2 separate regions of the Homo sapiens genome follow, and region 2 is linked to region 1. The links are chromatin loops, found by intact Hi-C in ENCODE. Cell type or tissue: heart left ventricle. All regions are shown on one strand. Region 1 overlaps LINC00298 (long intergenic non-protein coding RNA 298). Region 2 has its middle 11 kb from the start of LINC01871.

What was found. Hi-C counts contacts between places; a loop is a spot of excess contacts. Peaks named below come from ENCODE experiments on the same cell type or tissue, not always from the same donor. Only the 100,000 strongest peaks of a DNase experiment are listed, where the experiment ranks them.
Region 2: it touches region 1 in a loop (2.3-fold over the local background); 1 of 110 quality-filtered maps calls a loop at or near these places.

Annotation. Positions count from the first base shown.
Region 1 is chr2:7,929,015-7,934,014 of GRCh38, reverse strand. The region is part of intron 2 of LINC00298 (long intergenic non-protein coding RNA 298); the gene reads left to right. Among named protein-coding and RNA genes, the nearest start is that of LINC00298, 45 kb to the left of the region's middle. In heart left ventricle, no CTCF peak of the experiment used is centred here; a DNase peak (open chromatin) is centred at 3,054.
Region 2 is chr2:7,711,938-7,716,937 of GRCh38, reverse strand. No RefSeq gene overlaps it. Among named protein-coding and RNA genes, the nearest start is that of LINC01871, 11 kb to the left of the region's middle. In heart left ventricle, no CTCF peak of the experiment used is centred here; no DNase peak of the experiment used is centred here.

The DNA.
Region 1 (5,000 bases):
TGGAGGGTAAAAATATTCCTGGTAATAAAACACTGAGAAAAATACTTTTCCATTTTATTATCATAAGCATAGTAACTACTATGTACAAAACAAACATAGACCTTGCACTTTGCAAGCCTGATTTCACTTCACAAGTATTATGCCCAGGAAGAAGACTCTAAAATTTAGTGTCCTTTAGTTAGTCAGTGGTAAAGACTGGATTCTGTCCCAACTATGGCTGTTTCCAAAGTGAATGCTCTTAACTGCTGGGTTATACTGCCCTTCCTTCACGTTTGAGTGGAGTTTGGGACAAGACTTCTCCAATTAAACCTCAGAATGATGCCTTGTCATTATTTCTCAGAACAGTTTGACTTCAATTGACAAACATTCATTGGACACTTACTATTTTAATAATTCACCATCCCTTGCAATCCATTTCCTTAGTAAGAAAAAGTATTGGAACTCCTTTTTATCCACTGAAAGAATGTTGGCTCCTGGTGGCTAGAGTTGCACATCATCTGTATTGGGAATAATTGCAAAAAAAGAGGGACGAAGACGTCATCAAGAGAAAAAACAAACAGAATGGAGGACATTAAAAAACGTGATTTGTGCAATGAGGTCTTGAGAGAGAGAAGGAAGGAAAGATGGAGTGATGGCAGCCTAGATGTGGCACTGCATGGCTGGGTTCCTCAGAGCTGGGCACCCCACAGGGACCTCATGGCCCACACTCTAACATGGGCTTACATGGAGAAAGCTAGTAAAATCTAGGAAAATGGTGAAAAATACTTACAAACATTTTTATGTCTCACAAATCCACAAATCTTTGCTTGTTATGGCATAACCTAGGGTGCAAAAGGAAGGACATTTTCATACATAAGACCAAACATTTATTAAGTATTTTGATGAAGGACCAGATGAAGGCAAAATAAATCACCTCTAGTCTGTTTATAATCTACAACGAAGTTAGGTGAATTTCACAGCCATCTTAATGACACCACAGAAATGATTATTGAGACTGTCTAAAGAGTGATAAAAGGAAATTAATTTGCAAAACACATTATTACTCACCTAGCATTCTTAGAATGACAGTATTGATTTGTTTGTTGTAGGTAGCTTTAATATTGTATTTATTTTTTATTCTGGTAAAATATAGATATCATATAATTTGTCATTTTAACAGTTTTTAAGTGTCAAGTTCATTGCTATTACTGTGTAACCATCACCACCATCCAGATTTAGAATTTTCCATCTTCTCAAAGTGAAATTCTGTACCCATCAAACACTAACTCCTCATTTCCACTCCCTTCAACCCCTGGTAACTTCCTTTTTGCTTTCTGTCTTTATGAATTTGACTATTCTGGATACCTCACATATAATGTTTATCCTTTTGTGTCTGGCTTGTTTCACTTAGCATAATGTCAAGGGTCATTCATGTGGTAGCACATGTCAGATTTTCCTTCCTTTTTAAGGCTGAATAATATCCCATTATATGTATTTACCACATTTTGTTTATCCATTCATCTGTCAATGGACATTTGGATTGTTTTCACGTTTTGGCTATTGTAAATGAAGCTGCTAAGAACATTGGAGTACAAATATTGTTCAAGTCCTCACTTTGCATTCTTTTGAGTAAACACTCAGAAGAGGAATTGCTGGATTTTATTGTAACTCTGTGGTTAAAATCTTGAGGAACGGCCACACTGTTTTGTACAGAACCTGAACCATTTTACATGTCTACCAGCAAAGCACAAGGGTTGCTATCTTATATTCTATTGACTGTGAAAACACTTACTTCCTAAGAGTTTGCACACCCCCTCCCCACTACATTTTCTCCACATAGATTCAGTTCTAGCCTTTTTTACTGGTCCATTCTCAAGCTGCCAATAAAGACGTACCCAAGTCTGGGTAATTTATAAAGAAAAGGTTTAACTGACTCACAGTTCCACAGTGCTGAGGAGGCCTCAGGAAACTTACAATCACGGTGGAAGGAAAAGCAAACACATCCTTCTTCACATGGTGTCATGAGGGAGAAGTGCTGAGTGAAGCAGGGAAAAGCCCATTATAAACCCATCAGATCTTGTGAGAACTCACTTACTATCACAAGAAGAGCGTGAGGGTAACCACCCCCATGATTAAATTACCTCCCACTGAGTCCCTCCCACAACATGTGGGGATCATGGGAAATACAATTCAAGATGAGAAGTGGGTAGGGACACAGCCAAACCGTATCACCCTTAAACTACAAACTCACCTTGGCAGGTTGCCGAGTGGAGGGATATTCTAAATGGGATTTCTGTGAGACGGTAGAAAATAATAACAGAGCATCTACACTTTTTCAAACATTTTTTTTACAAATATTATTTCATTTAATCATCACAATACTGTGAAGCAGGCATCATTATCATCACGATTCTCAATTGACAGGTAGGTTATTGGAGGCTGATTGGCTTACGTGACTTCCAATGTGCTATGGAGGTGCCCAGGGTGTAAAGTTCAACAGATCTATCTTGCTCTGCCGCTCTGAGCAGGCCTTTAGCAAATACTGTGATAATTTGCTAAGGTAAGTACCTGCTTGTCCCCTGCAGCTGGGGTCCATGACTGAGCCCCCCTACTGTGACAGCTGACTCACGCCTGGGTGGCTCGGAGTGTCTCTGTTTGCTGTATATGCAGCTATTTGTATTCAATTACTAAAAATTTAGTTCGTCTGTGAAATAATTGTCCATCTCTCCCCCCAAAAAAGGCCAACTGCTAGTGCAGATGATGAAAATGATGAAAAAGTGAGACAAGCTAAGGCACGTAGGTTTCTTCGCCAGAATATAAAAGTGAGTAAACTAAAGAGAGAAATGAATTCAGCAGTGGCTGAGATCTGAGGAATGAACAAGTTCACCAATTTCTCTCTACAGAAATGAGAAAAAGACATTTGTGAAACTGTTGCAAATGATCCAGCCAGTGAAAAAATTGCTCATCAAGTGAGAGATAAGACTTAAGTGAAAACTGAAAAGGGGGTTAATGTGTGGAGTGAGAACATGCACAGGAAACACACGACTTATGATGGAAACGGGGCTCGGCAGGAAGCCCAGATCCTGTACAAACATTTCCATGAAGCAGCAGATGGGAAGGCTCCAGAGTGGCTCCTCAACCAACCTTTGCTGTGAGTGCAATTGACTGGAAAACTTGAAGAAGCATTTCTTTTTTTTTTTGGATGATGCAAAGTAACGAGGAGAAATGGCACCCGTTAACCTCTTGGTTGATGTCCAGTTTTCTTCTGCACTCAGAAGGATCCTCAAGAGGAACGTGGTAGACCAGAAGAAGAGTCAGGCACTGCTTTAGACACCTCTATTGGGGCCAAAGTGTCTTCTGAACACAGGTATCCAGGAGGAAAACGAACTCTAAGATTAAAGGCAGCCAAAGACAGAGTCTTCTAGACTTTGGGGACATGGTGGGCTTTAAGGGGGAGCCACGTTTGCTGAACCATTCTTTAAACCCCCAGACATTTAGGAGTAAGGCTAAAAACTTCATAGCCATGTAGTAACAATGTAGGAAAACAATGTTGGGATCATGGCACATTTCCTTTTGCCCAGGACAACTATGTTGTCCGAGTAGAATTTGGATTTCTAAAGGTCTCAAGACCCTTGTCTCCTGCTGTAGCTGGGGATGTGGATCCTAAAAACACCCTGGTAAGAGGTGGGTGGGCCATGCTTCAAACACAGATAAACTTGACTCCAAAATCTAGGCCCTTTTGACTCTTCTCTATCAACTTTTTCAGACGTTGGTCAGGCAAACTTATTCCCCAAGACCATGGAATTGGGGCTAAGATTTATGCAAAGGTCTAGAGTTCTTTTCTGGTCCCTCAGCCCTTCCTTCCCTCTACTCTACTGCTGGGGAGTTGTGGGCAGTTTGCTAAATGGCACCTCCATCTAGGCACATCATATATAATAGAGCAAACTCTCATAATGTGATAAGCTCCATTTTGATTTTATATGTTTTAAAGATATTTTTCTATCAATACCGTTCACAATTTAATTACAATAATTAACATAGTTTTCCAATATTATTTTTGCATTTGATTATATGCCTAAAAATGTTGCAGCTGTGTTTACCTATATGCCTTTTGTCTTAGGCTTCATTTAAAATGAGAAGTAAATATCATTTTTATATATAGCTTTCCACTTGCTTTGTGAACTATTTTCATAATACCCCAATTTAGCCACAAACATCCTCTGGTGTGCTCAGATCTCTCCAATTAGGGTGAGAGGGGGACAGAAATCAGGGGACAACATCGGTTCCCTGGCCTTAGCAAGCAACGATTCCAAGTGCTAGGAAAATAAATATATTTTTCTTCATAAAAACAATGTAGATAATTTGCAGTCCTATTTGGCGATCCATATCGTTGCAGGCAAAATGGAACAAAACAAAATCCTTTTTGGCGACTCTACCTTAGAGGAGGGAAAGAAAGCGAGTTACTGACCAGAAGCCAATTTCATCTTGACTGTTTGGAAAAAAAGAAAAAGACAAAGCCTTTTAAAGACCATATGGCACAATTCAACAGCAGATCAGAGCATTAGGCTGCTTCTCCACGTGGAGTCTGGGTTAGGGCTGGAGCACACTGTGGATGCCGCAGGGAGGAAGCGAGGTCGAATTGTCAACTCAGAGTCCTGCCTAGATCTAGACCATGGCAATTAGCATCTGGAACGTCAGACAGATTCTGGAGTCCAGAATGCAGAGGGTGCAAGTGGATAATTCAGATATACATAGGCAGGTCTGAGCACATTAATTGCTGACAGGGACTGATGATTTCAGTGAAGATTGAAGAGATTATTGAAACATAAATGAAGAAAACTCAATCACACACTTGGGAAACATATATAAATCATGCATCTGCCAGGAAGGCCGGGCATTAGAATGGTTTGTTTGTTTGTTTGTTTGTTTGAGGCGGAGTCTTGCTCTGTCGCCCAGGCTGGAGTGCAGTGGCATGACCTTGGCACACGCAACCTCCACCTCCTGGGTTCAAGCAATTCTCC
Region 2 (5,000 bases), 220 kb after region 1:
ATCCCAACTGATTTTCACTCCTGTGCAGGAGTTAGCTCTTTAATTTGGCACAACAGTGGAAACGTTACAATGGGAAAATTGTATTATCCCAATCAAGTGCCTAAAAATGCTGTCAATAACAGTGACTGACTTCTAGAAGGCCTGGTTATTGCTCCCCCTGCTCCCCATCAGTCCTTTGGGTTCACACTAGGCCATGTGATGTTTGTGCAGAAGAAATTCTTAACAGACTGGAGTATAAGTCAGGCCAAGCTGAACTGTTTGTTGAGCTCTGAGGCCTCTGCACTCCAGCCTGGGGACAGAACAAGACTCCGTCTCACAAAAACAAACAAACAAACAAACAAACCAACACTATCATATATAAAGAAAACACACACATATATAGGCGGAGGTTGCAGTGAGCTGAGATCACGCCACTACACTCCAGCCTGGGGACAGAGCAAGACTGTCTCAAAAAAAAAACCAAAAACAAAAATCCTGTCATATAGAAAGAAAATACACACATATATAGGCACTCATGTATGTGTCTGTGATACACACAGGCATACATATATAGGCACATACACAGGTGCCTATAAAGTCTGTTGAAATCTGAATAAGGCAATGTAATCAGTAGATTGCATGAAGGTCAATTTCCTGGTATTGATATGGTGCTCCTGTCATGTAAGATGCTTCCATTTGAGGAAGCTGGGAGAAGGTAATAGATTTCTCTGTACGATTTTAATAGATATTTCAAATTATTTAAAAATGTGTCATAATTATTCAAATAAAACCTAAAAAGTAGCATGCTGCTATAAATACCACAATCTAAAATTGTTTCTTCATATAAAAGACTGGAGAAAAGATGCCAAAATGAATGTGATTTTATTGTAATGCTGAGATTGTGGTCTTCTCCCCTTTTAAAATTGTATTTGCGTGCTTTATACTATCTTTTCCATAATATTTAAATACAATTTCAATTCAATTTAATTAATATTTAAAAGAAAATGTAGTTTAACAACATATTTCCTTTAGAAAAGAGTCCATTTTGAATAGTTTCTTCCCAAATATCAAGGAAAAATAAAAGATATTGTACAAATTCTTTCAAAATCTAATCCATGTTATCAACCTAACTCTTTAAGCATATTTTCTGTCATGACATATCAAATAATGACAGAAAACTGTGTTAAAATATCTAATAAATCATCATTTTAGATTTCAAGCATGTTCTTAAAATTCTAGGTACTGCTCATGAAAATGAAGCCATAGGCTTATCCTAAATAGGATTTAATTATTATGGTAACTGTCCTAGTTATTCCTTAGCTGTTTGTTTGCAGTTTGAGCAATCAAAATGAATATCAATAAGTCACCATCTTTTTAACTATTAATGGAATTATTTTATGTTTTTGTATTTTACCAGAGTAAAACTTTTTTTTTTTTTTTTTTTTGAGACAGAGTCTCGCCCTGTTGCCCAGGCTGAAGCGCAATGGCACAGTCTTGGCTCACTGCAATTTCCTCCTCCCGGGTTCAAACGATTCTCCTGCCTCAGCCTCCCTAGGAGCTGAGACTACAGGTGCACGCCACCACGCCCAGCTAATTTTTGTACTTTTTGGTAGAGACAGGGTTTCACCACGTTGGCCAGGATGGTCTCAATTTCTTGACCTCATGATCCACCCACCTTGGCTTTATCTGGCATTCTTAATAACTAAGATGTTCAGTATAAAAACTATATGATCACCTTATAGAAGAAAATCACACACAAAAAAATTTCAGCTATAATTTCAGTTTTCTAAAATAATGTCATCAATATCATAAGTTTCCATTCAACTAAAGACAGAATTTTATTTATTATCATTTTAAAAGTTGGGTCATTGGTTGATACCTACTTGTTGAATGACTGCTACCCTGGAAGATTGAACGTGCTTCATGGGGAGGCAATGTCTCTCTTTCTTGGCCACTGTATCCCCTCTCAATCAGATATTTTTAGCTGGCACTTTTTCTGGTGTTCCTATTTTATCTGATATTTTTAGTAGATATTTGTTGAATTAAATAGTTACCAAGTAAACATAAAATATAGACCCTCAAATTGTTATCATGGCAAAAATTCCAGATTTATCATTATTTACATGTAGGGTCAACAAGAAAAAACTCATCACCCTTTCAGGTGGAGATGAGGATTGAGGCAGAATAAATTTTTCAGCCTGAGGTTATGTAAACCCCACACTCTTCCTGGAATGCCTTGGCATCTCAGTGGTGCTCAGCCTAACGTGATTACATTGAGTTGAGACACCATCCAGGTACTTTTCAGAAGGACCAGAAACAGATTTTGTTTTGCGGCAGAGCTTAGACTTTTCCCTTCATTCATGTACTGCTTTGGCATTTAAAGAGAGCCTTGCAAGTATCAGAAACTTGATCTGCTGAAAGACATGGATGTTATGTTTTATTGGAAAAGAGATAGGAAAAACCATCATTAGAAGGATTCTTGCTAGGTAGAAGTAAACATGAGGAATCTCAGGAAGTCTTCTGAAATTCCTATGAATGCATTCATTGAGAAACATGTATGTATTAAGTGATGTGTACATGTCTAGTACTCTGCTGAGGTCTGGAAAGACAACAGGCAAGAGGACAAGCATATGGAGACTGCAATAGGGTGAAAGGACAGGTAACTGGGTGAATGTCTTTTTGCAATTTTTTAGCAACGCTAGAGTAGAATGAGTGCAGGATGCTATGGATGGATCATAGTGAAGGGTAGATCCACACTGAGCTGTGTGATTAAGGTTTCATGGAGAAACGATGACTACCCCTAGCTCAGATTGGAGTAAGGAAAGCAGATGAAAACAAATCACAAGGCACAAAGGAGTAGGTGAGAAGGCTGCTGGGCAGGACAGAGGAGGAGCAGACCCAAACTACAGGAGGAATTCTCAAGTGGGTGATGACACAGCAGAGTGTGGAAAGATACCTTGGGGTGAGGGCAGGGGGAGGAGGAGCAGATATTAAGGAAACCATCAAGGCAACAGGACATTTTCACAGATTTATTTATTCTCAGGGATCCTGAGTCTATTCCCTTTTAAGCAAGAGTATTCTCTACATCTTGGAAGCATCCACACTTGACTTGAAGGCAAGAGATGTAACATAAGGGCATGGAGATTCTGGCACGGCATGCACCCAAGTATTATTTTCTCGTTCTTCAATCATTCATTTATCTCTTCATGTGCTTAGAGATGTTAAAAAGAAATAACTTAGACAAATTAAATTTAACAGAGTTTAATTGAGCAAAGAACAACTCATGAATGAGGCAGCCTCCCAAGCTAGAGTAGACTCAGGGTAGACTCAGAGAGACTCCAGTGTAGCCAAGTGGTGGAAGAAGATCTATGGACAGAAAAGGAAAGTGATGTACAGAAAATGGAAGTCAGATCAGAACAACTGGATTGTTTACAGCTTGGTGTTTGTCTTACTTGAACTGGTTTTAACAGTTGGCCACCTTTGATTGGCTAAAACTCAGTGATTAGCACAAGAGTAGGTTACAGTCTGTTTATACATCCAGCTAGGTTGCTGTTTACTAGGTATGGAGAACTTAAAAATTTAGGCTGAACATAAAATATATAAGGAGGCAGCTTTAGGTTAAACTTAATTCATAGAGGGCAGTCGCAGGTCCCTGCTAGTTAAAAGCAAGGGTGCTGGGGCTTAGGGAGAGACCCTAACACAGAGTCTTCCCTGGAAGCACCAGAAGTCTGGGTGGCAAGATGGAAATCTGCTATCCTGTGTGGTGTCTGGCCATGGTGGATGGAATGGCTTGCCAAATCAAGATGATGGAGACAATTTGCCAGGGGAGGAGGGCTCAGAGGCAGGGGTGACCGGAGAATGATGACAGCCTTGCTGACAGAGGGATTAACAGCAAGCAAAGAGGCCGTACGGAGGATTTCACTTACATTCACAATGGTCTCAGCAGACAGAGAGGGCAAGCCACATGCCTGAGGTTGGGTAGGGAGGTATTGGTAGAGCCAGGATTCAAGCACACTTTTTTGACTCCCATTCCAGTTGTGTGCCTGCCATGGCAGAGCCTTCTAGAGGGAACAGGAGAGGCACAATGGTGTGCTCCTGCCACATTCAGATGAACGAGTGATTCAAGGAAGAAGAAAGAGAATGAATTAGGGAAGAGCAGAGGATGAGTGGAGTCACACCTGTGACCTTGATGGTTTCCTGCATCCCTGTGTCCTGCTCTTTCCCCTACTCTGTGCTCCCTTCGTGCTCACAGGCTCTGCATGCCCTCACCTCTAGCTCAGGGTGGAGGACTGGATCCTGCTTCTGTTGCTGAGCCATCTTGAAGTTAAAAAGTTTAATAGGGCCAAGCATGGTGGCTTATGCCTGCAATCCCAACATTTTGGAAGGCCAAAGCTTGAGCCCAGGAAGTGGAGGTTGCAGTGATCCATTATTGTACCATGTCATGCCAGCTTAGGTGACAGAAAAAGACACTATCTACAAAAAAGAAAAAAACAGAAAAAATAAAAAATTTAATAGGTGCTCAGACCACCTAGAAATTCAAGGGTTTATAGGCTGTAAGCGGGGCTCTAGAGGCCACAGATGGGTCTAGAAGGTCAGGCCTTCACTTAATTATAGGGGGAAAGGTGCATTTTGATGTGAATTCATGAACTGTGACAGAATCAACCAGGCTGACTGCCCTGGGCACTGGAGTCTCTTACAACAAATCAAGAACATCACCAGGGCCTGAATTTTGGCTGCAGAAGACAAGACCATCCTGTTACGCTGAATTGGCCAGAGATGAAGAAAGGCAGTTTATAGTGGGGCTGAAGGAGAGAGAATCAGCAGACCCTTCCAAATGAAGATAAATAACACTTCACAGTACACATCTATGCCCTGTGACAGTATGCGTCAGGTGCATTCTGTGATAGGAAATGCATGGGCTGTGAAGTCCCACAGACCTTGATTTAAACGATGCTTCCCATACATACACAGATCTCTCCAAGTCTCAGTGCTCTCATCTCCGTAGGGGGCATGATGGCAGC